Regions from separate parts of the Mus musculus genome. Here all the other regions are linked to region 1. The links are chromatin loops, found by intact Hi-C in ENCODE. Cell type or tissue: gastrocnemius. All regions are shown on one strand. Links, peaks and the distances in the headings refer to the core of each region. The heading gives the core; the rest is flanking DNA. Region 1 has its middle 21 kb from the start of Ccl25. Region 2 overlaps Evi5l (ecotropic viral integration site 5 like). Region 3 overlaps Cd209g (CD209g antigen). Region 4 holds the start of Elavl1 (ELAV (embryonic lethal, abnormal vision)-like 1 (Hu antigen R)). Region 5 overlaps Timm44 (translocase of inner mitochondrial membrane 44). Region 6 holds the start of Tgfbr3l (transforming growth factor, beta receptor III-like).

Region 1 (4,992 bases), core at 415-4,414:
AGCTCTTGTCTTTAGCTGCATATGTATCAAAAGATGGCCTAGTTGGCCGTCACTGCAAAGAGAGGCCCATTGGACTTGCAAACTTTATATGCCCCAGTACAGGGGAACGCCAGGGCCAAAAAGGGGGAGTGGGTGGGTAGGGGAGTGGGGGTGGGTGGATATGGGGAACCTTTGGGATAGCATTGAAAATGTAAATGAGGAAAATACTTAATTAAAAAAAAAGTTCAATTATAAAAAAAAAAAAAGTCCCTGGAATGATTTAAAAAAAAAAACTCTCAGTCATGCTCAATTTGACCACCTGAGGGCAGTATGTGTTCCATGATAGCTACTAATGTGTCCCAAAACATTTGTAGGTCATGTCATGTTGCAATGTCAAAAGAATGGGTGCCTTTGAATCTAGATGCTGGTGGGATTTTTATTTTCATATTTCCTGTGCATGGTTAGGTGGGCCCACTAGATCTTCTGGCCACCGCTTGGTCAAAACGACTTGCTAGCTAGTAAGACTATTTGGCCAGTGCAGCTTTACCTTAGGCCCTTCAACCTATTTGCTGCCCCGTTATGAGCTGTCTTTCCCTAGTCAGAAGCTGATGGACCCTAATGGCTCTTCTTGGGTTTGTTTGTTTGCCTTTGAAAATGCTCTGTGGGTTGGGGAGATGGCTCAGTGGGTAAAATGCCTGCCGTTCAAGCATGAGGGCATATGTAAAAAGCCAGGTGTAGTGTCATGCAGAGCAGGTGGGTCCTGGGGGGCTCATGGGCCAGCTAATCTAGCTGAGTCTTCAAGATCTACGTTCAATGAGAGACCCTGTCTCAAAATAAAAATAATGTGAAGTCTAATTAAGATACTGGACCTTGACTCCCTACACATTTGTAGCAAATGTGCAGCGTGGACTTCATTCGGGTCCCCTAACAAGCAGAGTACAGGCTGTCTAGGTCTTTGTTCCCTGCCATTGGATCTCCTTCCCCCTACCTGGCCTGCCGGGTTGGGGTTCAGTGGGAGAGGTTATGCCTAGTCCTGCTGACACTAGATATCCCAGGATGAGGTGGCTTGCCCAAGGGGAAAGCTCCTTCTCTTAGAAGAATGGATGGGGAATAGGGGGAAGGATTTGTAAGGGTGAGAATGGGAAGAGAGGAGGGAGGGGGCTTTGATCAGGATGTAAAGTGAATACAAAAATAATACTAATAAATAAAGCTGGTCTGGAAAGATGGCTCAGTGAAACCTACATGTAAATAGATGCTCCCAATTAATCGTAGCACCAGAGAGGCTACATAGAGGAACTCTGGAGCAAGCTATCTATCTACACTAGCCTATGAACTCTGGGTTCAGCTGTAAATCCTTACACTAATAAACGAAGTAGGAAGTGATGAGAAAGACACCCAGTATCAACTTCTACCTCTGTTACATTGACACATCATCATGATCAACTCTAGGTTCCCATGAGACCACTCAGTGCTGTACAAGCTCTGTGGAGAAACATGCAATCATGTATCGCTTGACAAAGAGAATACTTGAGAAATAGACCTAGAGGTAGAAGATTGCGGCAATGTGGAAGAAGTAGGCCAAAGGTAAGTCAGGGTAAAGGTGGGGAGTCTAGAAGATAGTTTATGGGGACCGTGTAGGGTCCCCATGATCAGAGAGTCAGCCTCCCCACAGTCTCTCAGTGCACACGCTGGGGGATCCTTGCTTTATTTGCTGCAGACCTGGATGAATGTGCCATCTAACAGCATTGTTGTGGCCCAAAGGCTGACTGCCTCCATGCCCTGAGCTCTTACCACTGCACCTGCCAACCAGGATTTGTTGGAGATGGCTTATTCTCTAAAGGTGAAGTGGAGGGCAGGGCCCGAATGGAACCACCACAGGGCCAGGATTGTCCTTCCCCTTCCCCATGGGAGTTAGAGATTTTAAGTGCTTAGGTCACAGAGCCACCCTCTGTATGGCCTCCCATCTTACCTGCACTCACATACAGGTGCACATATACGTGGAGGCCAGAGGTTAACTTCAAGTATCCATCCTCAGGAGTCATCCACCTTGGGCTGGTGGTTGGTTGTGTTGTTTGTTATGTGTTCATGCAGTATTTCTGGTTGAGACACCTAGGATTTGCCAATTAAGCTAGACTGGTTTGCCAGTGACCTCCAGGGATCCTGGGATCTCCATTTCCCAGAACTTGGATTATACATTTGTGCCACCACACCTGGCATTTTTCTACTGAGTGCTGGGTGTCAAACTCTAATTCTTACATTTGATTGACACTTTACCAACTGAGCTATCTCCTAGCCTCTGTGTTATTTCATCTTTGCTATCCAGTTCTTCCAGTACTAGTTTTTCCTTACAATCTGCACCACCATAGTCAACCTAATCCCTTCTTGTTCCCTTTCGGTGAATAACTAAGTCCCCTCTCTGTGTTGTATCAAAATGGAGTCCATATGTCAACAACCACCTTCCCACTCCTAATCTTCCATCAGGGCTATTTGCCTATTCAGAGTTAACGTCTGAGTTCCTTTGATAGACAATTGAATATGAGGATGCAGAATCTGTGGATAGAGAGGGTTGACTATGTTTGTGCACATGAAGAGCTAGCTATACTCACATGGTTACCATACTCATATAGATTCATGCATCCCAGTGGGCACATGTGTATGTGCACACCAACTTCCACATTTACTGCTATTTGTTGCTGTGCTGCTGGCCTTTAGTTTTCAGTGAGGGCGGAATGGTTGCCAAGGATCCTGAAGTGGACAGACACAGCATGCTGTGGAGTGGGGGGTATTGCAGTGGTTTTGCCTGTAATGCCCACTGCTTCCAAGAGGTGTCAGTAAGAGCATACATCTGAGCCACGCTCCTCAGCAAAGAGACTTCCCTAAAGCAAGGGCAGAGACTGAAATAGCTTTCTCTGAAATGTAACACCAGATCAGTCCACAAGCATATAAATGAAAGGACACAGGCACAGCAGGGCCCACAGTGGGGGGGAAAGTAAGCACAGATAACCCTTTGTAGAATTAGATACATCATCCAGCCTGGGGTGGCCTGCTGTGGAGGTCCATTGCCCAGCTGCCAGAACCATGAAGGCACTTCAGAAGAGTTCAAATAAAGAAAGGTTTGTCATCTACACACAGAGTCCTCTCAAAGACAGCCAGATACAGGAAGTACATTGGAAGCCAGCGGAAGCCACTTCTGAAGCCACTCCTTGCTCTCTTTCTGTCCTAGCTGGATACCTTCTCTGTAACTCCACAGATTCTGGCAAGTTTTGGAAACATACTTTTTTGGGAATTAAAAAAAAAAAAAAAGACCCTTGCTTATAAGACCAATCAGCTGGGCTGCCTCTGAATCACGTTAGGGCTCTAGAGCCTGATTATTATCTGCCTGACTTGCTTGCTGGGCCTTCAAGGCAAGCATCTGATCCCTTAACTGCTCTGTGTGTGTGTGTGTGTGTGTGTGTGTGTGTGTGTGTGTGTGTGTGTGTTTGTGTGTGTTATTTTTGGTATATCTGAGTGTCCTGTGTGTGTGTGTGTGTGTGTTATTTTTGGTATATCTGAGTGTCCTGTGTGTGTGTGTGTGTGTGTGTGTGTGTGTATGTTTTCATGGATATATACCACATCTGAAAACAAGAAGTGAACATCATTGTCTTATTTTCTTCCTCTCTTTTCTTTACTACTTTTATTTGGTGGTAGTGGTGGTGATTGTATCTATGTACGCAGACATAAACACAACGTGGATGTGGAAGTCAGTGAGCAGCTTGTAGGGATTAATTCTCTCTCCTTCCACCACGTGGTTCCAGGGAATCAAACTTAGGACTTCAGGTATGTGTAGCAAAGGGTCTACCTGCTGAGCCATCTGGTGGACCCTGTTCTACTCCATTTTTTGAGAGAAGGTTGCTCAATAAACCTGGAGCTTACCATTTGACTATACCACCAGCCAGCAAGCCCTTTGAACCCTCCTGTCTCCCCCTCCAGTGAAAATAGGCATGTATCACTACATTCAGCCTTTTACATGGGAACTAGGGATCTGAACTCGGATCTTCAGGCATGCACATCAAGCATTTTATTAATTGAGGCATCTTCTCAGTCTCTCATGTTTGTTTGCTTGTTTGTTTTTTATCAAAGAACGAGGGTTAGCCTTTGCTGCTATGTCCTCATCCTTAGCTGACCTTGGCCTTGTGAATAGATGACTAGACAAAGCCAAGAATCAAGCATACATGAAAATTTAGTCCCCTACCCTCTTCCATCCTTATTTACACAGTCTCCAACAACTCACCTAACAGTTCCATCCCCCTAGGTGAACCCAGTCACCCTTGACACAGAAGAACCCTTGACCCTGTACATCTCACACCTGGGCCAGGTCAAGCATATCTTGGAATTTTGGCCCGCTCTTGAAAGTCTGTAAGGCCATACCGGCTATGTTATTGTCAGAAGCAACTATCAAGATTTCTTCTGAATTAATCACCTGGATGGCCTCAGCACCCTTTAGCTAGGCCATGGGAGACCAAGACCAGGGAAATACCAGCTGGAGGCAGTGAGTATAGCAGGAGCTCAGGGCCAACCGGGGTCAGCAAGCCACGCCTTGTGGCTAACAGTCCAATTACAACTGCTGTAGAGAAGAAAAACTTTAATGTACCTGGGCTCCCATGCCTGAAAGTGAATCTGAAAGTGAAGATTCTGGCACTGAGAAGAACTGATTGGGGGAGGGGGTGCAGGGCATGCAATGGCTGACCAAGTCGAACTTCAAAACTCAGGAAGACTAGAACATTACACTATGACCTCAGATGAACCTAGTCTGTGTAAGCCTGGGGTTAAATCTGCCTGTGTGCTCTTAAATAAGTAGATGTTACCTCCTACAGGACACACATGACTCCTGTCTAGGGAACCTGGAGGATCCAAGCTGGTCTTCGGTAGCCCCAGGAGTACCTGGCCTTCAGCAATAGTGTTCTTTATCTCCTGACTTAGGAAAGAGGGGGACTTTCACACCTCTGTACGTCTGGCACAACCCCAAACCAGGCT
Region 2 (4,992 bases), core at 279-4,278, 180 kb after region 1:
GCCACTATGCCTGGCTCCCTCCTGTTCTGTTCTGTTCTTTAGACAGGGTCTCATTTGGTAGCCCAGGTTGACCTCTAATTTGCCATATAGCTGAGGGAGACCATGTACTCCTGATCCTCCAAAGTCCACCTCCCAGCCCTAGGATGACCGACTTGTGCCACAATGCCTAGGTTTGTTGGTTTATGTTGAGACAGAATCTCATTATGTAGCCATGATTGGCTGGAACTTGTAGTCAAGGGTGGCTTTGAACAGAAATCTGCCTGCCTCGACCACCTCACAGCTGGGATTAAGGCAGGTGCCACTACCCCTGTTCCATGTTAGTTTCTGAAATGCAGTTTCTTGATAAGGCTGAAGCTCAGGCCTGTTGTGTATGGACTGAGCTAGGCTGGCTGGCTAATGAGTTCCAGGGATCTGCCTGCTACCTCTCCCAGTCCCAAGTGCTAGGGTCATAAATGCACACTACTTGTGCTGGGCTTTTACTGTTGGGTTTTGGGAGCTCCGAACTTAAGTTTCCATGATTGAGACACAAGCACTTTACAGAGGCATCTCCTCACCCTTACCCCTCCTTTTTTAACCTGGAATTTGCCAATTTGGCTAGGCTGGCTTGCCAGTGACCCCCAGGGATCTATCAGCCTGTCTCTGTGGATGGGATGAAAAGCGCACTACTGCTCTTTATGTGTGTTCTAGGGAACTCAGGCCCTTATGCTTGCACAGCAAATACTTCACCCACTGAGCCATATCCTTTGCCCCTTCTTTCCTTTTTTTCTATTGTTCTATACGGAGGGTGGAGCCCATGGCCTTGTGCATGCTGGGCAAATGCTCACCACTAAGCTACTGCCTCAGCCTCAACAAACACTTCTCTCAAAGGCAGTTGTCTATGCACCTGTCATCTTGCCTTTCCTGATGCAAACAAATAAGGGATTGGTTTTTGTTTGTTTGTTTGTTTGTTTTATTTATTTATTTATTTTTTGAGACAGGGTTTCTCTGTGTAGCCCTGGCTGTCCCAGAACTTGTTCTGTAGACCAGGGTGACCTCAAAACTAGAGATTCAACTGCTTCTGCCTCCGAGTGCTGGGATTAAAGTCGTGCATCACTGTGACCTCCCAGCATCAAACCAGGATGTTTTGAAACAGTCTAAAAGTAAAAGACCAAACTGCAGGACACTTGTAAGATGCCCTATGAGGAGACATCTGTCTGACTCTTCGAACACTCTGGGGAAATCTCTTCTCTGGAGAAATTTTTAATCTGGCCTGTGGTCTCAAGGTCTGTGACATTCTTTTCTATTCCTGGGTCCCCACAGTCACCAGATGAGAGCAGGCTGCTCATCTGCACACAGCAAGGACCACATTTGGTCTAGTGCAACCCTCAAGCTACCTTCCTTGTGAGATGGCTCACAAACCCAGGATAGAAAACTTTCTGGGAACTTCAAGCAGGGCCAAGTGCTTCAGCCTTCAGGCACATACCCCTGCCCCTGACTTCCTACAGGAGGTAGGAACAATGAGCATGAGGTTGGCAGTAATAGGACCAGCACAGCAAAGCTCCAAGGCTCAGAGAGGTGAATTCACCTGCCCGGGTCACACAGCTGGTCCTCTGTGGGACACCAGTGCTAACCACTTTGACTCATCAACTGGAGAGGACAAAACCAGGCTAATGTGTAGGTTTGTAACCCTGCCTGTCCTCCATTTCGTGTGGCAGGGCCCTTATTCTTGGCCAGCGGACTTTGGGAATGTATAGCTGGCTGGCTGGCTGAAGTAGGTGGGTATGAGCTTTTCTTTCTCCTCTCTTCTTCATCCTGGCCCTGGGTTGTACCTGGAAGTACCTGGGTCTGCTTGGAAAGATATTGAAGGACTCTAGATGCTCAAGAGTGCCTTTATCTGGAAAGCCAGGTCCTTGTCACTTAAGACCAGGTCTCATCTTTGTTTCAATCGATGTTGTTGGGTGAACAGCTAAAATCACATGAAGAGAGGTGAAGAGGCTATTGAGAGGTAAGTTTAGTTTCAGACGTTTTGTGCACTCAAGGCACTGACTTTGATGGGCTGGCAAGCTGGCTACCAGCACAACCAGAGCTCTCAGTGGATGCCCATACTGTAGTCTACATATCCTTAGCCTACATATCCATCTGGCTTGCCTGAACCCTACTCCTTAGCTCTCAACCTTCCGGGAGGCTCCTCTGTGCCCCCAGCCTTCGGGGTGTCCTCCTGCCCACCAGGTACATACTTCTATCCTAGGCCCTTTACACTGGACTCTTGGACTTAGAGGACCTAGAGTGTCTTCCCAGGCGCGACTGTCTCTTTCTTGTATGACTACATCCGGAGCACTCTGTGGAATCCACACTATTTCAGTGATTTATTGGAGGTCGCCCCATGACTTGGGGTGCTTCGGGGACATGAAGGCAAGGATCTTTGACTGTCTTGTTTACTGTTGTGTGGCCAGCTTTGAGGACATGCCAACTGGGGAATGCGCTCCCACGCGGGGCTGGCAGGTGAAGGAAAGGTCAAGTGAGCGAGGGTCATCCGAAGCCAGAGATTGTCTGCCCAGGCCAGCCTGTTCTACCCGTGCGCTAGATAGGCCCGCCCTCTAGCGGCCAGCTCTGGATTTGTAAGGGAAAGCCTCAGGGGAGCCCATCTCTGCCCCTCCCCCACGCCTCAGGCACTCACTTTGATCTCGATCTGCTCCTCCATCTCTTTACTCTTCATAGCTGCGTACTCCTTCTCCAGCCTGTGAGGACGGGGCACACGGTCAAAGTCCCGTCTCCCTGGGGTTGAGGTGGGCTTCCCATTTGAGTTCTCCACGCCCGGGCACTGACCTCTTCATCTTTTTAGGGTTGTACTTGACCTGATAAGCCTTGAGGACCAGCTTGTCTGGGCAGCTGTCAAACTGGTGGGGGATGACTCTCTGGAAGTACTGTGGAGACACAGGGAGTCATGGTCACTTGGGCCCTGACCACCAGGTCTGCCAGAGCTCTAACTGTATTCTGATTTGCCTGAGGCTTCTCTTTGTCTCAGCACTCAGGCTGTTTGTTTTTGGTTATTCAGCCAACATTTGTTGTGCAAATGAATTGACTGCAGGAGAGAGAACAGCTAGACTAGAAGGGAGGCCTGCCTTCCCAGCAGGCTTTTGGGGGAAGCGTGAGAAAACTGGGGCTGAGGCTGAGAGTGGGGATCAGCTTGGCCTGCAAAGCCTGACCTGAGTCCCATCCCTGGAACCAACAGTGGAAAGAATAAGAGAGTGGAAGTAGAGAATTGAATTGTGAGATACTGTGTGCCATGAGCCCTCCTCCTCTCTCCCTCTTCCCACCCCCACATTAACACTAATAATAAATAAAATTAAGACAATCTGGCCAGAGGACCTCCTGAAGGCAGGGCTGGGTGAATGGGGTCTGAGCATGGGGGAACCCTCCGTAGGAAGTGGGTAGACAAGCTCAGTGGACACAGGTCCTATTCCTCTGCCCAGCTGCTCCAGTCAGGCAGTCTTGGACAATGTATGGCCGTGTTCGCAAACACAACTGTGGTCTTTGTGCATTCTTTTCTGAAGCACCAGCTGGAGGATGCTGGGAGGGAATAGGGGCCTGTGTGATGGGGAAACCATGGTGAGGGGAAAGCTGGCTTTGGATCTAGCAGACTGTGCCAGGAGAAGGCGCAGGCAGGGAGGAGCAGGGTATGAGGCTACCTCAAGATGCCTGGCTCCTTCCCGTGTCCCCCAGGCTGAGAGCTGGGATGAAAACATACTGAAAACCTCCCAAATGTTTACTCTCAGGGTTTACTTTGCAGGCAAGCTTTGGGGACCTGCAACAAGTGGGTAGGAAAGAGTGAGTAGGACTTCCCCAAATCAGTTGAGTGTTGGCCTTCTCTTCTCCCCAGTACTAGGTTGCTGGCTCTGGGTTGTATCTGACAGAGCCTGGGGTTCCTCAGGGGCCTCAAGGGACGGAAGAAAGGATCCCAGATGCTCAGGAGTGACTTCTATTGGGAAGCCAGCCCCTCCCTTGTCACTTAGAATCTTTGTTTGTTTTTTGTTTTGGTTTGCTTTTTTTCAAGACTGAAACAAACTCAGAGATCTGCGTACCTTTGCTTCTCAGGTGCTGGAATTAAAGGTATGCACCATCACTGCTAGACCTATTGCTTAGAATCTTGTATAGCTCAGGTTAGCCTTAAACTTCTGATTCACCTGCCTTCACCTCCTGAGTGTTGGGACTAAAGACATACATCATTATGCCTGCTTATATAATGCTGTAAAATGGAACCCAGGGCTTTGTGCATGCTAGGCAAGCACTCTACCAACTAGCCATGGGATTTCCAGTGCCTGTCACCTCCAGGAGAGACAGTTTCATCTTCCCAGCCATCCTGACCCACCTGGGACATGCCCTCCATGTCCAGTTGCATCAACTCTGTCTGGTTCACTTGCAGCAGGGCAAGGCCTACTCGGAACACAATCTCCAGTCCCTGCAAAAGCAACCATAGTCCCATGAGCTTGCTGTCCTCCCATTAATAATCCCTCACCAATGAGCTTCCTGTCTCCCACCAGGAGGCTCAGACCCTCCTTGCATTCTAGCCCCTCCTTTGTCCTGTTAGCTAGGACTCCTTTTGGGATGTGATTCTCTCCACGTGCAGAGTGGAATGGGCAAGGGTGTCCTGTGGGGCACTCACCTCATACATAAAGATATCAAAGACCCGGGTGGCAACAGGCAGGGGGAAGGTGGTAAGGAAAAGCGTAAGGAACCAGGACGATGCATACATGGACGTGTGGAAGCTCTGTGAGCGGAAGTGGGTATTCAGGTCCGGAAGCTGCTCCTGTGTGGGGATGGAGAGGGAAGCATTGGGCCTCAGTGCCCCTCACCTCCAAGGAGTATTTGCTGACCTACCCTGGGCAGCCAAGGTCCCTCCTAGGTCCTCTTTTAGCTACTGTGTTTGGGGATAAGCTGAGGCATACTGGAACTTTGAGTGCCATGGGGCTACAAGCAGGGCCTGGGAAAATACATGTCAAAATGCGATGACCT
Region 3 (4,992 bases), core at 466-4,465, 230 kb after region 1:
AATAAATCTCTCTCTGAAACTATATATATTAACATATATATAATTGTTATATATTAATAGCTATGTGTGATCCAGCTAATCCAACAATTGCTGTCGATGAATAGAAAGTTCAGAATCCAGTAGTTGCTTAGTGTACAAGGCTGAATGTCTCAGCTGGTCTTTTGTAGACATTGGAACCTCAAAGGAGTAGGTTTTAATGCCAGTGACGACTTGCTAGCAAGGCAAGGAGCAAGCAGACAAAGAGCAAAAGCTTCTTTCCACGTCCTTACATAGGCTTCCAGCAGAAGATGTGCCCCAGATTAAAGATGTGTCTTCCTGTCTCAAGATACATATGAAAGGCATGTGATCAAAACCTCAAAAGATTCACACTAGGAATGGATTTACCCGCTTCAAACCAAGCAAAACTCTCACAGTGTGCTCTCCATTTCTGGAGTTCATCCCGATGCAGTCAAGTTGGCAATCAAGAATAGCCATCAGAGTGTCTGAGAGTGATTTCAGAGAAGCTTAATTTTTTTTTTTTTTTTTTTTGCAGGGGAGGCCCATTTTTTAAAAAAAGATTTATTTATTTATTATATATAAGTGCACTATAGATGTCTTTAGACACCAGTAGAGGGCGCCAGATCTCATTACAGATGGTTATGAGCCATCATGTGGTTGCTGGGATTTGAACTCAGAACCTTCAGAAGAGCAGTCAGTGCTCTTAACTGCTGAGCCATCTCTCCAGTTCCAGGAAGGGCCATTCTTAAGGTGGGTGGCACCATCTGAAGGGCTGTACTCTAATCCTGAATTTAAAAAAACGCAAGAAAATGTGTTCAATTCTGCCTGCTTCCTAAGTGCAAATGCAATGTGAGCAGACATTCTGGGCACCGCAGTGGGTTTTACCCTCAAGTGAAGAACCACAATGAACATTTCCTTTGCTTTTGTCAGGTGATGACTACAGCACGGAGGAAGATAGCACAGTGGGCGGGTGTCTTAGGGCTCCACCACTGTGATAAAACAGCGCTGCCAAGAGCAACTCAGGGAAGAAAGTTTATTTCATCTACACATCTATCTCACAGTCTCTCCTCAAAGAAAGTCAGGGTAGGAACTCAAGGCATAACTGAAGCGGAAGCCATGGAAGAACATTGTCTCCTGGGTTACCCAGTCTGCTTTCTTATACACTCCAGGCCCATCTTCCCAGCAGCAGCACCAATCACTGAGTAAGAAAATACCCTACAGGCTTGCCTATAGGCCAGTCTTGTGGAGGGATTTTCTTTCTTTTTTTCATTCATTAATTAATTAGTTAATTAATATCCTGATCACAGTTTCCCCTGCGTCCTCTCCTCCCAGTCCTTCTCTTTCTCATCTCCTCCCCAGACATCCTTCCTTTCCCCTCAGAGAAAGGGAGCCATGTAGACATTTTCTAATCAGGGTTCTTTCTTCTCAGATAACCCTAGCTTGTTCAAGTTGATAAAAATACCAATCAGGGCAATGGAACCTTTGTCAAATTGTCACATAAACAGAGTCATTGCTAAACCATAACATTATCTTTCTTGTTTATCCTCAAGATCTCATGTCAATATTAATGCCATAACACAAAATAGTTCAACTTTTAAAATCCCAGGTTCCTTCCTTCCTTCCTTCCTTCCTTCCTTCCTTCCTTCCTTCCTTCCTTCCTTCCTTCCTTCCTTCCTTCCTCCCTCCCTCCCTCCCTCCCTCCCTCCCTCCCCCCCCCCCTCTCTCTCTCTTTCTTTCTTTCTATTCAAGCACTTTGGAAATTCAGCCTCTTGCCTGGATGGTGGTGGTGGTAGTGGTGGTGGCCTACGCCTTTAATCCCAGTACTCAGGAGGAAGAGGCAGGTGGATAACTGAGTTCGGGGCCAGTTTAGTCTTCAGAGTGAGTTTCAGGACAGTCATGGCTACCTTGCCTTGAAAAACAGAAGAAAACAAAAAATTCCAGTCTCTTTAAGACATCCAAAGTCTCTTTCAAAATTCAAGGCCTCTCTAACACTTCAAAGTCTCTTTAAAAATCGCTGTTTGCCTCAAATATTCAAGGACTCTAAAGTCGCAGTTTTCCTAAGCTGTATCCAAGGCTTTGTAACTGTAGGCTTCTGTATACTAAAAAAAATTAAATTCTTTGAACTCCACACGAAGCAGTAGCCAGCGAGGTGGGAGGTACATCATCAGGCAATGCAGAGAGGGTTCCTGATCAAGGAGCTGATTTTCCCTGGGACAGGCTCTCTCTTTGGTCCTGAGGTCAGCGAGTGAAGCAAGGTAACCGTGAAGGCAGAGGCAGAAAAGCAAACAGAGCAACGCTTTCCGTGATGTCTGGCGCCACCCAGAGGACTGAGGGGGAATTTCCCTCTAAGAGTCTAAAAGCTCCCTGAGCGCTCGCTTTCTCTCTCTCTCTCTCTCTCTCTCTCTCTCTCTCTCTCTCTCTCTCTCTCTCTCTCTCTCTCTCTCTCTCTCTCTCTCTCTCTCTCTCTCTCTCTCTCTCATTTTCTTCCCTTCCTTCTTTCTCTCTTTCTTTTTCTTCCTTTCTCTCTCTTTTTCAATAATTTTTTATTCACTTGAAATCCTGATCACAGCCCCCCTCCTTCCTCTTCTCCAAGTCCCATCCTAACAAGTCCCTCCTGCCACTTTTCCCTCCCTTTCTCCTCAGAGAATGGGAGCCCCTCCCCCTTGGGTACTGTCCCACCCTGGGACATCTAGTCCCAGTCGGACTAGGCCTAGCCAGATAGTCCAGGTAGGGTGAAGGGGATCCAATGGCAGGGAACAGAGACCAAGATAACCTGTGTTTTGCTTGATAGGGGACCTACATGAAGACCAAGCTGCACACTTGCTACAGTGTGTAGGGCATCTAGGTCCAGCTCCTGCATGCTCCCTGGTCCAGTCTCTGTGAGCCCCCATGGTCCCAGGTTAGTTGACTCTGTAATTCCTCTTGTAGTGTCCTTGACTCGTCAGGCTTGCTCAAATCTATCCTCCACTCTTGCATCTTCCCAAGCTCTGCCTGATGCTTGGCTGTGGCCTCTGCATGTGCCGCCATCCACTGCTGGATGAAGCCTCTCAGGAGACAGTTATGCTAGGGTCCTGTCTGCAAGCAGAGCATCATTAAGTATCAGTAGTTGGTTCTTTCACAGGGGATGGGTCTCAAGTTGGGGCAGTCATTGGTTGGCTGTTCCCTCAATCTGTGCTCCATCTTTACTCCTGCACAACTTGTGTAGGACACATTTTGAGCTGGAGGTGTTATGGGTGGATTGACACCCCCTCCCTCCTCTGGAAGTCCTGTCTGGCACAGGAGATGGCCACTTTAGTCTCTATATCCAGCTATATCACTCCTGGGCATATACCCAGAAGATGTTCTACTACACCACAGGGACATTTGCTCAACTATGTTCACAGTAGCTTTATTCATAATAGCCAGGAACTGGAAACAACCTAGAAATCCCTCACCTGAAGAATGGATAAAGAAAATGTGGTGTATTTACACAATGCAATAGTATTCAGCTATATAGTAAGGCATCATGAATTTTGCAGGCAAATGGATGGAACTTGAGAATTTCATCCCAAGTGAGGTAACCCAGAGCAAGAAAGAACACTTATAAGTTGCTATTAGCCATAAAGTACAGGACAATCATGCTATAATCCACAGACCCAAAGCAACTGCATAATAAGAAGGTCCCAAGGGAGAGTGCACAGATCTCACTCAGAAGGGGAAACTAACTAGTTATTTGATGGATAGAGAGAGGGACCTATGAGTGTGTGGGAGAGGGGAATGGGGATGGTGATCAGGCATGGGGAGAAGGTGGGCAGGAGAGGGCTGGGAGTGAAATGGAAATCGGTGGAGGGGGACGAGGGGGCATCTCTGGTGACAGGCCACAGGCCTGGTAGTGGGGATGATACGGGGAGTCTATTGGGACCCCAGCTGAGGTTCCTTAGGTTTCAGATACTAGGGGAGGCTGAGCCTTTGGCATCACCAGGAAAAGGGCCTTCCTGGCTGGGAGACAGTGGGCTTGGAGACAGCGTCCCTGAGGGAGAGATGCTGGGAGGGGCTCTTTATCCTTTGCCCGGCCTTAGGTGCCAGGAGAAACAGGCTCACGGTAAGGGGAGCACCAGGTGACACTGGCTTGCTCCTTGAGGACATGGAACCTATTGGGGAGGTGGAAGAAGCACATGACACCAGGCAGAAGGTCGAGCCAAGACAAAGGGGGGGGGCAGGAAGCATGGTCTGGGTTTCTGCAGCCTGTGGCTGAAAGCACCTTGAAGTTTGGGTGGCTCTTTGTAGCCTTGGGGAGCCCAGAGGGCTGGTCATTCCTCCACTAGTTCCATGGAAGTTTGTTTTGAGAGCAAAGGATGTGCTAAGCTCTAGAACCACCAGATGATGACTGTGGCATTTTATTTGAATGCTAGGTACAGAAACCTGGAAGAAATGCTTGGGGGTCTGTGAATAAAAGAATGAATGAACTAATGAATGAAGAGAGAAATAGAGGCATGTGGAGATGGGAGAGACAGACAGACAAAGAGAGAGAATGTGAAAACATGAATGTGAATGAGAATGCACCCAGTGGGTGTTCAGGTACCAAATCAGTGTTTTTAAAAATATTCACCCAGGTGTAGTGCTGCATGCCTTTAATTCCAGCACTCAAGAGGCAGAAGCAGGCAGGTCTCTGTGAGTTCAAGGCCTGCCAGGAACACATAGTGAGACTCAAACAAACCATAAAACAAATTGCTCACAACCCAAAGATGTTGTAGACACTAATATACTAGCTAACATGAAACATTCCAAAGTTTTACCAATGAAGACAGAGTCAGAAATAGAGAATCCACTAAATACAACACATCAAACCATGTATACACTTAATAGTTTATTATTTTATTTGGGTGCTGGGGATGGGACTCAGAGAGCCACCCATGCTAGGCAAACTGGGGTGTATCATTGAGCTATACCCCAGCCCCAAGCGGGTGTGACTCTACTGAGGGGATTTGTGGAACTGAAATCACCCACAGAGGAAGA
Region 4 (4,992 bases), core at 707-4,706, 48 kb after region 1:
TCCAGACGGCGTCCACTGCGGGCCAGGCTCCAACTCACCCTCTCCGCGGCCATCGCCAGCCACTTCGCGACTCCACTGGGCGCCTTGGTCCACCGCGGACGACGCCGACAGGAAGTCCCGCCTACGCCGCGCGCACCCGCGTACCGCGACAGCCATGCCAACCAATGAGCGTCGCTTCTTCAAAGACACTGACCAATAGCAGAGCGCGCTGAGCAGGGGGCGTGTCTGGGCCGCGGGGCCGGGGAGCGGGTCGTGCGCGCTGAGGAGGAGCCGCAGCCGTCGCCGTCGCCGTCGCCGTCGCCGTCGCCGTCGCCGCTACCGCTACCGCTACCGCTCTGCCGCCGCCGCCGCCGCCGCCACCGCTGCCGAGGCCGTGCGGAGCCGTTATCGCCGCGCCGCCCGCCCCGGAGCAGAGTCCCGGGCCTTCCCGCCCGTGTTCAGGTGAGGCCGGAGGCTTCGGCGACTTCCGAAAGAGTAGGCCGCGCTAGGGCCTGAGCTCGCCTAGCCCCACGGGCGTCCGCCGGGCCTGCACCGGCCGAAGGCCCCAGGCCGCGGTAGGCCTGGGTATGGAGACGCGCGTGTGGGCCGCGGCTGGGCGAATGGGAACCGACTCTGTTTGATTCAGGTTGGCGACAAGCCTCCGCCGGGCCAGATTCCTCTGGGCTCCCGCGAGAGAGGCGGGAGAAGGACACAGCGTGGGCACGCGCTTTGGGGGGCCGGGCTCCGAGGCTTGGGGGGCCCCGGATAGTTGATCTCGGAGGCCCGGTGATCCGGGGGTGGAAGAGTGGAGCGAGGACCTTGGGCGCCAGAGGTCATGGCCCACAGACTTGCTCCCTCGGGAAATCCCATAGATTTCTTTTGTGGACGATTTTCTGGACACACCGCGACGAATCATGAGGTCCTTTTAGAAGTGTGCAAACCTTTCGTCTGTGTGTAGAAGTCTAGAAGAGAAAGGGGAAATTTTTTCTTTGATCGCCATCTCTAACAAAGCTGTTTTAGGGACGTTTTCATTTGTAAAATAACGTGTAAATATTAAAAAGGCAATTGCACGCTGTTGAACAATGGGTAGTGATGATGGATCTTCCCTTTCTCTTGTCTTCTGCTGCTAAAGCATGCCAAAATGGGTTTGACGCCTACTATGTGGAGAGCAGGTGGAGAACTTTTTTGCACTAGACAGAGCTTCCATTATCGGAAGTGTCCATGTGGGACACCGCTGGCCAGAGCTCTAGAAGAGGCAAGATCGGATGTTAAAGCTTTCTTAACCTCCTTGTTACAGGCAGTTAGAGTCAGATAATGGTTGGTTGGGAGGGCCTGGCTGCCCTATGCATTGCAGAAAGTTGGATAGCATGCCTGGCTTCTTCTGCCTACTGAGTATTAGCATCTCTGCCTCCTACTTCTTCCAGTTGTGAGTACCAAAAACACATTGAGGCGTTGCTAGGGTTCTTTCTCTCGTTTTTTTCCCTCCACCAAAACACATACACAGAGAGGTGAGAAATCTTTAAGCAGTCTTCCTGGAAAAGTTCTTCCAGCCCTATCCGATGATCTGGGTGAAGCACCTAAGATCTTGAATAAGCCGTATTGAAATGCCTGTGAAATAGCATGGGGAAAGTATTGTGCAGATGTAAAGATGTGAGGAAACCCCCAGTACACATGGAATATGCAGTTAAAATAATCACCAGAATCTTTCAACAATGGACCATGTGTTCATACTTCACGGGCATGTCCCCAGCCCCTAAGGTAGATGTTACAGTATCCATTTTAGAGAAGAAAGTGAAACAGGATAATCTCTTGCACTGTAGTGGCCAATGCAGGGTTTGAAAGCAAGTCCTAGATACCGCCAACATATTGAATACTGGTGTATGCAAAACTGTTGAGGTCTGGTTTTGAAAATGGTGTGAGGCTGGAGAGGCGGCTCAGTGAACAGGAGCACTTGTTACTCTTGCAGAGGACCTGTGTTCAGTTCCTCGCACCTACATGATGGCTCACAGCCATCCATAACTCCAGTTCCAAAGGATCCCATTCCCTCTTCTGACTTTGCAGAACATCAAGCATACATGTGGTTCCCATACAAACAAAACACACATAAATCTAAAAATATTTTCTTAATGCTGTGACTTCAAGGAGTGTGAAGAAGCTGAGAGAAATAGGAAATGTTTCTGTTGAAGTGCTGGTTTGAGGGAAACAACTTCAGTTTGGCTGTGTTCAGGGATAGGTCCCTGGGCAGCAGTAGAAAGGGAGAGACTGAAGAACATACCCATTCCTGTGCTTACGCAGTGGCTTCTCACACCGCTTCTCTCCGTCCTTTGCACACCAGCAGGAGTTGACTTTTCGAAGATGCAGATCTATGTTTCTCCTGATTAAAAGAAGTCTTGGGGCATGAAAAGAAAAATTATGCTGGGCTGTTCAAATGGTTCTAAACATTAAAATCAGAAGCCCTTAGTTTGGGATGTCCCACTATGCGCTTTTCTGACCTTTCTGCTCTTTTCCTGGAAAGCTGTGTGGACCAGCTCAGAGCACAAACACCATTTGAAGCTGCCCCCAAATGCCAAGGCTTTTCCACTTCCTCCAGAATGATTGGTGTTCCCATCACCTTCAGTGTGTTCAAGCTGGTTAAATGCAGAATGGTGAGTGAGATGCAGTGCCGGCCTTTTGCCCCTAGGTGGCAGTAGTTCTATGGAGAAAGACCAACAAGAGGGAAGTAAGCCTTTTGTCCCCTTCCCCAAAGTTGTATTTCAGCCCAGAGGATCAGCTCTGGAGAGGCCATGGTGTATATGAACTATGTTTAGATGGTTTAGCCTGGCTGGTGAGCAGTAATGCACCAGGTGATGTGGAAGCACAGGAAAAGGAACTGTTATTCAAGCCCAGGAGACCCCAAAATGTTCCCTGAGTTGTTGAGGCAGGAGGACCTAGTGGAAATAGCTAGGTAAAAGATGAGTGGGAAAGACTCTTCAAGAACTTGGTGAGTGGAGTAGGTGGAGCTATTAACTCTGGAAAACATACGGGGTATGGAACTTTTGGAAACGTAGAAGGAAGTGAGTAGCAGGTCTGTTGGGAAGAAACCTCAGATATTATGAGGGCCCACTCCAGACTTATGATCATTGACAGAGGGAGTCACATTTGCAAAGGATGCGCTGACTGGCAGGCATAAAACCAGTTAGGATGTGACTGTGTTCCTTCAAGTTAGAAAAACTGCTAATATGACACAGAACAGAAGCTTAGAAACAAGGAAACACTGAAACACACTTAAGGAATTTGGACATGTGGAAGAACAACGATGGCCAACCCTGCCTAGTGTTTGAGTGCTGCAAAGATGAGTGGCCACAGAGAACTTGAGAAGAAAGGCAAAGCAGTTTAATGTATGCCTGGAGACAAGAAAACACATGGCTGAAACAGAATGGAGGAAAGAGGATGGTAGTAGACTTTCCATGTCCACACATGTCCAGTACCAACAGTGGATGTTCACTGCATGCTCAGTAATGTATACCTACCTTCCCATTCTCCATCACTGGGGAGAAATGACCTCTTCAAGATTTTGGATTTAGCTCAGGTGGTATAGTCCTTGCCTCTCATACATGAAATTTTAGTTTTTATACCCAGTACCCTATAAACCAGAAATAGTTTCTCGTCCCTGTAATCCCCAGTACTCAGAAGTTAGGGGCAGATATTGCCATCTATGGGATTTAAGGCTAGTCTGGGCTGCACTGAAACCCTGTCTCAAAAAGAAAGTCAACTTGGTTTGAGAAGAAGCCTCAATGTATGAGACAAAATATAAAAAACGAAGGTTTGTTTTTATATAAAGTATACTGAATGGAATGATTATTGATTACTGAGAATTTGTTATTCGAGCAGATTTCAATCAAAGAGGAACAGGGAAGGCTATCTAGGATCAACAAATGGGCAGAATAAGAGAAAAGGAAGGCACCAAGAAGCTTCCAGGCCTGAGTGGGCCAGTTAAGCCAGACCAAGAGGACTAGGGAGGATAAATGTGGAGATAAAAGTAGAACGTGGTTAAACAGAGCTGCTGAGGTTGGAATTGCTTCTGTTTTGTGTTCCCAGTGCCTGGCACATGGTTGGCATTCCACCCATGCCTGGAGAAGAAAGTTAGTGTGGAATTCAAAAGTGACTGGATGCAATTACGCATCAAAGAAACCTTTATGCCAGAAGAAGGATTGACAGGAGACAATAGTGCACAGCAACCAATGTCAAGGCTGATGTCACCATGAACAGAGAAGCCTGGAGACATTTGGAGGAAAAGGTTAAGTTGGCTTCTTTACAGACATGTTTAGAAGTTGGGCTAGGTAAGAGGGGACAGGGACCTGATTGAGAAAGAAGGTCAAGAGGAGGGAGAGGCAGAACTTGTAGCTGGATTAGATAGAGGAAATAGAGATTACTTGGAGGACAAGTATGTAGTGCCTCCACAGAAAGTAATTCAAGGTGATGGAAAGGTTTGGAGAAGAGTAAGGTCAGGAGACAGGTTAGGGAACCACACACACCTTAGATTTAGGAGTAAGGGTATCCACATTTTTTATGTATTGTATAGCAGTTGGTAATGTCCACAGTGAGAACATGAAATGATTTACCCTCACTGCCTTTCAGGATTCGCTTTGGAAGTGAGGTAGAGCCCATGGGTTTTCATGCCCTACTGTGTTCCTGAGCTCTCTCTGCAAGAGCTTCACCAGCTCTAGGTTGCTGGCACTTTCAACAGGACCCTAGAGCTGGCTAAGTTCCTAGGCCTGTAGAGCTCTTGGACTGGGCAGGCCACTCTCTGCACCTGACTCACTGTGAACTTACTTGCTGGAGCTACCCCAGGCAAGTGGTCTTCCTTTTCTTGGCTGTGGACAGGGGCCAGTAAGGATCTGTATGTGCCTCATCTACCTGAGCCCTTGATGGGTGGCAGTCAAAATTGGTTCAAGTGGCACCTTCAGTTTTTTTCTGCCACCAGAGCATTTCCTGGGTGATTGCTCCTCCCTCCCCCACCACCCATCTCGAAGA
Region 5 (4,992 bases), core at 608-4,607, 100 kb after region 1:
GACCATGTTCATGCAAGCATATGATTAACTTCTAGCATATTCCTCTCCCTAATACTCTTCCTTTTCTTGACCCTCCATTAGTCCCTTTTGTTTCCCCAGCTTTGACTGTACTTCTCTCTCTCTTTCTCACCTCACACACACACACACACACACACACACACACACACACATATTGCTTGATGTAGCTATAAAATCTCATACCCACAACTGAGCAAATGCACAAGGGTTTGTCTGAGTCTAACTTAAAGTTACTTAATATGACTTAATATGGTTATTTCCAATTGTATCTATTTTCCAGAACAGTACATAATGTGGTTTCCCCCACTCCCTGGACATTTTTTTTTCCTTTACATAACTCTGGCTGTCCTGGAACTCACTTTGAAAAACAAGGCTAGCCTTGCACTCAAATCCACCTAGCTCTACCTCCCAAGTGCTGTAATTAAAAGTGAGTGCCACCATATCCAGCCATAACTTCATTCTTTATGACTGAAAAAAAAACTCCATGCTCTCTGTCCATTTCTCTGTTGTTAGACACCTAATTTGGTTCCATTTCTTACATATTGTAACTAATGTGCCAATGAATGCCAATGCATGCAAGTTTTTATTTTGGACTTGTGGTTGATATCATCAATAGATACGAACCTGTGAACATATAGGGCCTACAATGTCATGTATCGTGGATGTTCCTGTAATTCAAATTCTGTTATAATAAAAGAGACATCTGTTCACTGTTAAACTCCGCTGTCAACAGAGGAGAGGAAATCGGACACTCAGTGGTAACCAGATGTTACTGTGTGTGCCTTTCTTTCGAGCCTCTAAATGTTCATTCTTGTTTTTCAATTTTATATTCTTTCTAGACCAAATCTTATTCTTCTGGGAGCAGAAAAGGGTTTTTGTCAGGCTTGCTAGATAACATCAAACAAGAATTAGCCAAAAACAAAGAGATGAAAGAAAGTATAAAAAAGTTCCGAGATGAGGCCAAGAAGCTAGAAGAGTCGGATGCTCTCCAGGAAGCCAGAAGGAAGTATGTGAGTATCTCAGTCCCATCTCTGTTCCCTGGACCAGAGCCACTGGGGGAAGGCAGCCAGGTCATAGCGCTGATTCAAAGGTGTCAGAGCAGGAGCAGGTTGCTTCAGCCTCCCGGCCGTGCAAGATTCTCTGTGGCACTGTAGTTAACTGTGCGGTTGGCTCTACCTCCAGCATTGTAGATAGCACAGTAGAGCCACCAAAGTAATTACTTTTGGGAATCATGGGACCCCTGACAGAGCCATAATGCTAATAAGAAATGGGCCATAATGCTGGTGTCCTTTAGTGCTCGCTACTGTCTCTTCTTCTGTGTGTGTTTTGTGTGCACATGTGCACATTTATGTATGTGAAGGCAGTGGACAGTGTCAGGTATCTGCCTTTCTTGATTGGTTGCTACCTTCTTATTTTGAGGTAGGGTCTTTCCCTGAACCTGAAGTTCAGGGGACTCTGTTGAACTAGTGAGCATTAAGGATCCACCTGTCCTGCTGCCTCGCATCACCTCACCCACCTTCAACACCAGACTAACAAGCACATGCTTGCCTCCCCTTCTTTATTTCACATGGTTTCTGGAGATGGAAGGCTCTCATCCTTGCATAGCAGGCACTCCATGCTCTGCGCCACCTCTCTGCCTGATTACTCCCTGGTGTCTCTTGAACAGCCATCTAGTTCTGGCCACTGGGATGTCTACCAATGAGCCGCTGAGCCTCAGAGTGCAATGCTCTTAGCCCGGGTCCTCTGCATTTGAATCTGTTGATCCCCACCAGTTCCCCCAGGAAGGCCTTTCCCTTCTATGCATTTCCAAGCTATTTATTTGGAGGATACAACTTGTGTGATGAAAGATGGCCTTGTCCCATCAGTAAAGAGTGAGTTATCTGGGAACACAGCAAGCCAGGGACCCAAGATTGAACTATAGAAATGAAATGGTATTGGTGTGTAGTGGTTGGCAGAAACATCTCTTCCCACTCAGAGAAAGACTCAGGGCTTGGGGATTCCATATTCTGGAGGTAGCTACCAAATGGACATGCATGGATATGGTGGCTTGAATAGGCATTGCCCCCATAGACTCACGTGTTTCAATGCTTACCCCATTGGGAGTGACAATATTAGGAGGTGTTGTTGCAGGAAATATGTCACTGTGGTGGGTGGGCTTTGAGGTCTCACATGCTCAAGCTAGTCCCATTGTGGCAGTTATTTTCCTGCTACCTGCGGATGTAGTTGTAGAACTCTGCCTGTATGCTACCATGCTTCCTACCGTGACAATAATGGGCTAAGCCTCTGTAGTGTAAGCCAGCCTAGTTAAATGTTTTCCTTTATAAAAGTTGTCATGGTGTATCTTCATAGCATAAAACCCTGTCTAAGACAATAGAATTGAAGCTCTTCACAGAGTTTAAGCAGCCAGTGCTCCTGGGAACCTTTGATTAGATGCTCAAGTTCACTGTTGGATCCAAATAAACGGAGGAAACTCTTTGATCCTAGAAATCCATCGAATCAGAAACTGTGCGTACCAGTGAAGCAATAAAAAAGAAGCTTGGAGAATTAACAGGGACAGTGAAGGAGGTAAGGCCCGAGGGCAACTTAACAAGGGCTGAAAATAGAATGGGAGGGGCTCTCCAACCCAATTCAGGGTACAGGTAGGTGTAGGCTCCTCCTAGAGGGATAATACTCAGTGCTGGGTTAAACATCCTCTCACTTTTGTAAATGTTTCACGTGGCTGGGAATTGCCATTCCACTCATGTCCATTCCAGGGAGCACCCTGAACTTAAAAGGTTGAATGCAGTATTCTTATTCTCAAGGCTTGCGATAGGCCTGTGCGACATCTTCCCCTCTGCCTCTGTCTCAGTAGAGTCTTGATGAAGTCAGTAAGAGTGACCTTGGCCGGAAGATCAAGGAGGGGGTAGAAGAGGCCGCCAGGACAGCCAAGCAGTCAGCGGAGTCAGTGTCCAAGAGCGGGGAGAAGCTGGGCAAGACGGCAGCCTTCAAAGCCATCTCCCAGGTGGGTGAGCCTGGCTCAGGCCAGGCAGGAGCAGGGACCGCCCCCCAGTGGTGGCTCTCAGCAACCACAGCCCTGTCCCCCCTGCAGGGTGTAGAGTCAGTGAAGAAGGAGCTTGACGAGAGCGTGCTTGGACAGACGGGGCCCTACCGCCGGCCCGAGCGGCTCCGGAAAAGGACAGAGTTTGCTGGAGCAAAATTCAAAGAAAGCAAAGTGTTCGAGGCTAATGAGTAGGTCCCAGACAGGCTCCTGAGTGGTCCTGGCCAACTGGTGTCTGTTCTCAAGGTCCACTGGGAGGTGCCAGTGCAAGTCTGTTTCTCTCTCAGGGTTTCTGGCTCCCTCCAGAGAAGCTGGGGTTTGAGAGATGGGTGAGGGGAAGAGAGAAGAGAGAAAGCTGCAGTTGAAGCTCCTGGATACAGAGCGGAGCCATCATCTGCATCCTCCCAGTGGTCAGAGGAGGGTGTAGCGTCCTGGGCTGACCTCTGCAGGGCTGAAGGTCACTCCAGCTGCCTGCCTTTTCCCACAGGGAAGCATTAGGGGTTGTGCTACACAAGGACTCCAAGTGGTACCAGCAGTGGAAGGACTTCAAAGATAACAACGTTGTATTCAACCGTGAGTGTGGCCAGCCATACACTAGACAGAACCCCACTTTATAGAAGGAAAGATGGGATCAGACAGGGTTAAATCTCCTTAAATCTACCCACTAAGCTACCTGTAGATCCTGTCACTAAGACGCTCGATAAGAGAACAGTTAAGATGTCAGGAGCCCTGGGATTAGCAGAGGTGGTGTCCCAATTTTTGTACAGCTTCTGAGAGGCTGTAGCTGAGCTCTGCATTTGGGCAGGTAGGTGGATAGGTAATCCCCATTCTGAGACGAGGAGGCAGGCTCAGGCCCAGAACTGACCCCTGTCAAGAAGAGGAGTCTTGCAGGAAGTTCTCAGACTGGAGTCAGGGTGTCTCAGCAGAAGGTCCCTCCTCTAGCTCCTTCCTGTGTGTATCCGTAGGCTTCTTTGAGATGAAGATGAAGTATGATGAAAGTGACAATGTCCTCATCCGGGCGTCGCGGGCCTTAACCGACAAGGTCACTGACTTGCTAGGTGAGTGTGGCGTCAGGGCTATTCTTTCTTCCCTGGCTACAGCCAGGTCTGGAAGCTTAGCCCTAACCTGAGGGCTCCTCTCCTTGCAGGAGGTCTTTTCTCAAAGACAGAAATGTCAGAGGTGCTAACGGAGATCCTGAGAGTGGACCCAACCTTTGACAAGGACCACTTTCTTCATCAGTGTGAGACTGACATCATCCCCAACATCCTAGAGGTGCGAGCCGCGCCATAAGCCGTGGTGGGGCCCTGGCCTGCTGCACCTCCTCCCCATCTCCCCATTCTGGATGGCACCCTAGGAGTGACTTGCGATTACCTCAGAGTCAAGTTACCGAGGCTCGAAGATATTTACCTCCGGTACAGCTCCGGTCAGGTCACAGTGCAGCCTGGGAGCGACGTCTCTTAGTCTTCCCCAGCTATAGAAGCTCCGTCCATCCTGCCATGACGGTTAGGGTTCTCACCAGGGGACACAACCCTTTCCTGTGCTCAGTGCTGGCTCCAGTGAGAGCTGTGGAGGTCTCTTGCCTTCTCCAGGTTGGGTTTCTCTGTTTTTGTGGTCGGATAGTCATGGCTCTTGTCCCTGAAGCTCTGTATTGTGCCTCCTGGTAAGGTGTTCTTGAAGCCATTTCCAGACATTGCTGGGAAAAGTCTAGGAGCCCCAACTTTTTAGGCATTGGGGAGGAGCAGACAGCAGACTCTCATTCAGACCTAGGGCACCCTGGCCATTTATGAGCCAAGCAGGCCTGGAGCCAGTGTCTCTGGCAGCCCTGACATTTGCACCCAATTGTTCTTGCCTCTTTGCTTGTAAGGCAAGAGAAGGCATCTTGTCCAAGCCACAGAGCAGCACACCCGTCACTGCTTCTCCATCTCTGCCTCTCTGCA
Region 6 (4,992 bases), core at 38-4,037, 120 kb after region 1:
CATCTTGGCTGGCCTGGATCTCGATATGTAGACCAAGCTGGCCTCAAACTCACAAACTCGTCCTCCTGAATGCTCCGTTTAAAGGCACGCTCCTCCACACTTCTTCACCAACCAATCTTCCTTCACCAACCTTTAATGCTCATTTCTAACACAGACATGGTGGCTCACAACCAACTGCAGTGTACACCCATATGGTTTACATACACATACATAAGGGCAAAAGGCATAAATCGAAACAGATCAACCCAAGCTTGCCACTATTCCCAGCATTTGGGAGGCTGAGACAGGAAGGCCGCTGAGTTTACAGGCTAGCCTGGGCTCCAATGAAAACCTGCCTTGCAAGAAAAATAAGTCTGGGTTATGGGGGCAGACAGCCCTAGACACTTCTGAGGGGATATAGTATTGCCAAGCCTGTTTCCTCGTTGGTGGATTAAACCCGGAAGTTCCTTTATTGCTGTATTAGTCAGGGTTCTCTAGAGTCACAGAATGTCTCTCTATTGAGGGAATTTATTGTGATGACTTACAGTCTGCAGCCTGACTAACCCAACAATGGGCAGCTGTGAATGGAAGTCCAAGAATCTAGAAGTGACTCAGTCCCCACGAGGCTAGTTGTTTCAGCTAGTCTTCTGTAGAAGTAGGCTCCAACAGATGTGCTGGCAATTAAGTGCAAGCAGGTGAAGAAGAGTGAGTCTTCCTTCCTCCAATGTCCTTATGTAGGTCTCCAGCAGAAGGTGTGGCCCAGATTAAAGGTGTGTACCACCAAGCCTGGATCTGGGACCTGCTTTGTCCCCAGCTGACCTTGAACTCAGAGATCCCCTTGCCTTCGTCTCCTGGGATTAAAGGTGTGTACTACCTTACGTGGGCCTTTGCTTTTCATGGCCACTATGCCTCAAGATCTCCATGCTAAAATCCAGGTCAGAAACTTGTGTCTTCCAGCCTCAAGATCTGGATCACAGGTGAGCCCTTTAATTCTGGATTGTAGTTCATTCCAGATATAGTCAAGTTGGCAACCAGGAATAGCCATTACATTTGCTTAACACAAGGATGAGACTCGAGTTTGAGGAGGTTGGTTGAGGGACATGGAAGTAAAGAACAAAGAAGGTCCAACTTGGGAGAGAACGAAGGAGGGAGGAAAGGAAGACTCTATTTAAACGTAAGCCGGCTGGGTTGTGTGTGCTTTTCTGTTTCAGGCAAATGGCCCATGTCTCTCCCTGGCTGTATGTGTTCATGGGGGTTGGAGTCCCACCCCTCCATTCTAAGTCTTTCCAAGCCACAAATCTCCCCACATCTGGACCCAAGGTACAGCCTGGAGCCTCCCCTCGTGCACTCCACCCCTGCCCATGTTTGGGAGCATATTGACTCCACCAGAAGTTAGCAGGTCACCAATTTATTTTGAACAGGGGAGTGAGGACAGGGAGAGGGGAGAGAAGACACGCAGGAGGCCTTCTGAACGGTAAACCACGGCTGAGTGGATCTCAGGACCTCACTGGGTGGTGCCATCTCTGGGGGAGAGGGGGTGACAGAGGCTCAGGTCACATTCTCCCAACAAGCTTTGGCTTCCTTCACCAATCTATGTATTGGGGTGTGTGAAACTAAAACTGTATAAATCCCTCTTACATATCTGTTCAAGTCCTAAAGACCCCGTTCTTCACTGCTCGGGACCCCATCTCCCAAATTCCATTTGCAGCTCCACCTTTGACAAGTTACTTAGCCTCATAAAAGCATTCTTCTTCTATCTATCTGAATGTTGTTCAAAAGAAGATTAAATGAATGCACAAAGTACTTGGAGTCCCATGAGTAAACTCTAAGAACGATCCTTACCACCATGCCCTTCTCATAGCTCTTGCTTCAGACCTTCACACCCAGTACTTACCTGCCTACTGGGGGTCTCTGGAGCTGGGGGCCGCTGAGAGAAGCTCTAGGAGGCGGGCCTGGGGGTGGGGGTGCTGAAAGAAGAAGCTAGCTAGAATAGGAGTTGCCTGTGCCCTGCGCCAGATTAAGCGCGCCCCCTGGTGGGAGCTGCTACAAGTGTACCAGCCCTAAGGGCCAGATCCTGGAGGCAGGTTCAGGGATATGGGCTCACGGGGTTGGGGGTGGGGCAGGTAGACTACTAGACTGTCTGAACGTGTGGAAATAGGTGTGGGGTTCTGGCGGAGCAGAAGTCAGTACCTGAGTGTGCGCAGACGAGACCAAGCCCAGCGGCCAGCGCAGCACCCAGCACGAAGGCCGCCAACACCAATGCCACCACCGGTGCAGGCTCCAGTGCTGCAGGGGCTGGAGCGGGTGGCTCCGGGTGTACCGACCTGCCTGGGAGACTCTTGGATGGCCCTATGGGGACACGCGCAAGGCTGAGACTAGGCCTTGGACCAAGCTGTCCTTCCCATCCCGGTCCCAGGGCCGTTTGTGAGCTTACTAGGGGACGGACGAGGTATTGTGACCACGATGGGCTGTGTCAGCATGTGCAGGTGGGGGCTGTCGGTACCAAGGCTCAAGCTGCTGCCCGCACATGCCTCATCCTGAGGCAGACACTGGGTTGCAAGGGAAGAAACCAGACTTCAGTGCCTTGGTGGTTCTGGGTCTGGTCTCCCAGGGCTCCTATGATGGGCTTAAGCTTCCAGCTTTCCACTAGAGCTAGGAGGTTACCACGGGACTCCTGGGCGTAACCATAACCATAAACCTAAACCTAAAAACGGTTTCAGCCCTAGAACACCCCATATGTCAACCTCTAGGTCTCAAGTGAGGCCTGCAAATCAAATGTGCAGAAGTTTAGATAGATCGCAGTGTTTTCTTGAATCCAGCCTTCCAGCCCTAAAAGGACTCCAGATCCCACCCAAGGATCTTAGAGCACAGGCTGTACATTTCTAGTCTACTTACCGGGAATCCTTCTGCAGAGCCCCATGAGGGATATCTCTATACCCAGTACCCATTGTGAGAGGGACCCAGACCATAAAGCACTTTGCTTCCTAAGGTCCCTCAGCTGCCAGAAATGCCTTTGCCTAGCTAGAGAATATTCCGCAGGTGCCGAGATTACTGTTTCTGTTAGCGCACCCGCAATGGTGCTGGTGGGGTCAAAGGCACTGGTGTCAGGCGGACAGCTCGGCGGTGGTGACTGCTGCGACGGCGGCAACGGCTGATCTGGCAGTGCAAGAACTGTACTGAGGCATTGAATACCGGACGCAGGCGAAAGCTGAAGCGTGAGACGCTAGCAGCATCCGGGCGTGGAGGTGGTGAGAAGCTGACAGAGTCGTCGGCGGGGCAGCCCCCACGTAGAAGCACCAGGGCAGGCCCCAGGGTCGGGCGTGAAGAAGGTGTTACTGAGCATCGGTGAAGGGCTAGGCCCCATCTCGGTGAAGGACGGGCCAGGGCCGCCTGCAGGATCAAGGCGCCATCAAGGTCGACCAGTCCCCATCTATCCCTCTTCCCAGCCACCCTCGTCGTTTAAGGCGCCCGCACCTGCACAAACACATGGCTGTCCGCCGGAACCTCCAGTGGCCCTGCGCGGCGAGGGAACGCGTCCTCTGCATCTGATAACTCCAGACTGAAAAGGGGTCTGCGCAGCCAGGGGCCAGGCGCCCCAGGTAACAGAGGTGCTGAAACAGAGCACATAGCAAGGGCGCAATTCCCTCTAGGGAGCCCTTGTCTCGCTTTGAAAAGGGATGCATTACAGGTGGTCTCTTTACCCATGCTCAGCCGCATGCCAAATTCTTTCCAAGTTACAACCATGTACCGCTTAGTGGCATCAGGGCCTAGTAGAAGCTGAAGCCAGCACAAAGCTGTGCTCTTTCATTTTCTGACCTTTTGTGCCATTTGCAGAGTAGGCAAGGGGATGTGGGGGACACACGGAGTTAATGCCCTCCTGTGGTGGTGGTCAGCAGAGATGAAGTCAGGATTCTCTGCTTTGCCCAGGTTGCTAAAGCCTTAGAGTCTAAAAGATCCAGTATGAGCTACTGGCCACTAAGGAGAAGTAGGTTACTGGCATCTGTTGCAGTCAGGAGGGTGCCCACCCGTATCCCTCCAGAGGGCAGAGGCTCAGTACAGACAGGCAACAGGACTGGGAATTTCTGTTCAACAGATCTCTAAGTCCCCAAACAGAGGAGAGAGAGCACCAAGAGGTAAGGGTGGATGGTCTCTTTTGTGTTTACCCAGGCTTGCACTTACACACACACACAGCCTATACAAGCAAATGACTGCTTTCAAGCAGCAGTTAGCTGGGGGTTTATCACGAATGATTTGCACACTTGACCCTATATCCACAGCCCTTACCATCACTTGGTTGAGAAATTTAAGGCAACTGGCAGAGGGGCTAGTCTGGGAAAAGAAAAAGGGATGGCACCCCTCCCCCTCCCCACACCACCACACACATCCAGGTGCAAAACGCAGTTGAGAAGGGACAATGGGCAAGTGGGACACAATGCCCCCACCCCGTGGCAGCCTCTACGTACCACGTGGTGTACCGTGCTTACTGGAGGTCCCAGGGAGCAGGGCCAGGAGCAGGAGCGCAGTGCCCACCATGGCGGCCTGTCCAGGTTCGAGTGCTCCAGACCGGCAGCGAGCACCTGGCTGGGCTGTACCCAGCCCTCTAGGTGTGGGTAGGTAGCCCTGGCCTTGGTGAGGCTGCCACCCTGGGAAGCAGGGAGCGGGGGCGGAGGATGGAGGGGCTGACATCTGAGCACATGCTCAAGGCCAGCCATGGATAAGGGCTTTCTTGATGTACTGAAATTTCTACAAGGGGGGCCCCTCACAAAGCTGCCTGATGCCTTCGGTCACTCCAAACACCTCCCACCCAGCTCCCGGCCCGGCTAGTTTCCCATGAATGTCATCCCTAACCACACTAAAAGCCCTCCTCCCAGGCCCTTCCCATATCTCTGTACACTCTACCAGGCTTAGGACACCAGACTCGGAAGAAAAGGGAAGGGTTTTATTCTCAAGCGTCTAAGGATTTACAAACAAGGGTATTTTGTTTTAAAAAGGGAAGAGGGCAACACTGGTGGC

What was found. Hi-C counts contacts between places; a loop is a spot of excess contacts. Peaks named below come from ENCODE experiments on the same cell type or tissue, not always from the same donor. Only the 100,000 strongest peaks of a DNase experiment are listed, where the experiment ranks them.
Region 2: a loop joins it to region 1, with 3 times the contacts of the local background. A loop is called at or near these places in 8 of 42 quality-filtered maps.
Region 3: a loop joins it to region 1, with 6 times the contacts of the local background. A loop is called at or near these places in 19 of 42 quality-filtered maps.
Region 4: it touches region 1 in a loop (4-fold over the local background); 5 of 42 quality-filtered maps call a loop at or near these places.
Region 5: a loop joins it to region 1, with 3 times the contacts of the local background. A loop is called at or near these places in 12 of 42 quality-filtered maps.
Region 6: it touches region 1 in a loop (5-fold over the local background); 10 of 42 quality-filtered maps call a loop at or near these places.

What each region holds. Positions count from the first base shown.
Region 1 is chr8:4,368,189-4,373,180 of GRCm38, reverse strand. It overlaps the pseudogene Gm7434. Among named protein-coding and RNA genes, the nearest start is that of Ccl25, 21 kb to the right of the region's middle. In gastrocnemius, for the core only: a CTCF peak has its summit at 2,803; a DNase peak (open chromatin) is centred at 2,912; H3K4me3 peaks cover 552 bases; H3K27ac peaks cover 2,031 bases.
Region 2 is chr8:4,191,031-4,196,022 of GRCm38, reverse strand. It overlaps Evi5l (ecotropic viral integration site 5 like), which reads right to left. Exons shown (of 20, transcript NM_001346730.2): 7 at 4,643-4,786; 8 at 4,349-4,438; 9 at 2,806-2,903; 10 at 2,657-2,717. Among named protein-coding and RNA genes, the nearest start is that of 4932443L11Rik, 11 kb to the right of the region's middle. In gastrocnemius, for the core only: a CTCF peak has its summit at 2,579 (motif pointing left); a DNase peak (open chromatin) is centred at 2,577; H3K4me3 peaks cover 279 bases; H3K27ac peaks cover 1,149 bases.
Region 3 is chr8:4,137,546-4,142,537 of GRCm38, reverse strand. Cd209g (CD209g antigen) reads right to left here. Exons shown (of 8, transcript NM_027343.3): 8 at 4,831-4,992. Among named protein-coding and RNA genes, the nearest start is that of Cd209g, 5.3 kb to the right of the region's middle. In gastrocnemius, for the core only: CTCF peaks have their summits at 619 (motif pointing right) and 2,305 (motif pointing left); DNase peaks (open chromatin) are centred at 2,305 and 2,662.
Region 4 is chr8:4,320,335-4,325,326 of GRCm38, reverse strand. It overlaps Elavl1 (ELAV (embryonic lethal, abnormal vision)-like 1 (Hu antigen R)), which reads left to right and starts at 227. Exons shown (of 6, transcript NM_010485.3): 1 at 227-441. It also overlaps a transcript of Ccl25 not described here. In gastrocnemius, for the core only: a CTCF peak has its summit at 2,648 (motif pointing right); a DNase peak (open chromatin) is centred at 2,648; H3K4me3 peaks cover 1,779 bases; H3K27ac peaks cover 3,442 bases.
Region 5 is chr8:4,265,891-4,270,882 of GRCm38, reverse strand. Timm44 (translocase of inner mitochondrial membrane 44) reads left to right here. Exons shown (of 13, transcript NM_011592.2): 3 at 858-1,028; 4 at 2,503-2,583; 5 at 2,870-3,019; 6 at 3,107-3,246; 7 at 3,543-3,628; 8 at 4,021-4,113; 9 at 4,203-4,327. Among named protein-coding and RNA genes, the nearest start is that of Timm44, 7.5 kb to the left of the region's middle. In gastrocnemius, for the core only: a CTCF peak has its summit at 3,070 (motif pointing left); a DNase peak (open chromatin) is centred at 3,075.
Region 6 is chr8:4,247,803-4,252,794 of GRCm38, reverse strand. It overlaps Tgfbr3l (transforming growth factor, beta receptor III-like), which reads right to left and starts at 4,581. Exons shown (of 7, transcript NM_001195258.1): 1 at 4,443-4,581; 2 at 3,454-3,590; 3 at 3,049-3,369; 4 at 2,414-2,528; 5 at 2,170-2,328; 6 at 1,874-1,946; 7 at 1,372-1,502. The coding sequence starts at 4,512. The coding sequence ends at 1,484. It overlaps Map2k7 (mitogen-activated protein kinase kinase 7), which reads right to left. Exons shown (of 12, transcript NM_001164172.1): 12 at 4,898-4,992. In gastrocnemius, for the core only: a CTCF peak has its summit at 2,008 (motif pointing left); a DNase peak (open chromatin) is centred at 2,018; H3K4me3 peaks cover 302 bases; H3K27ac peaks cover 355 bases.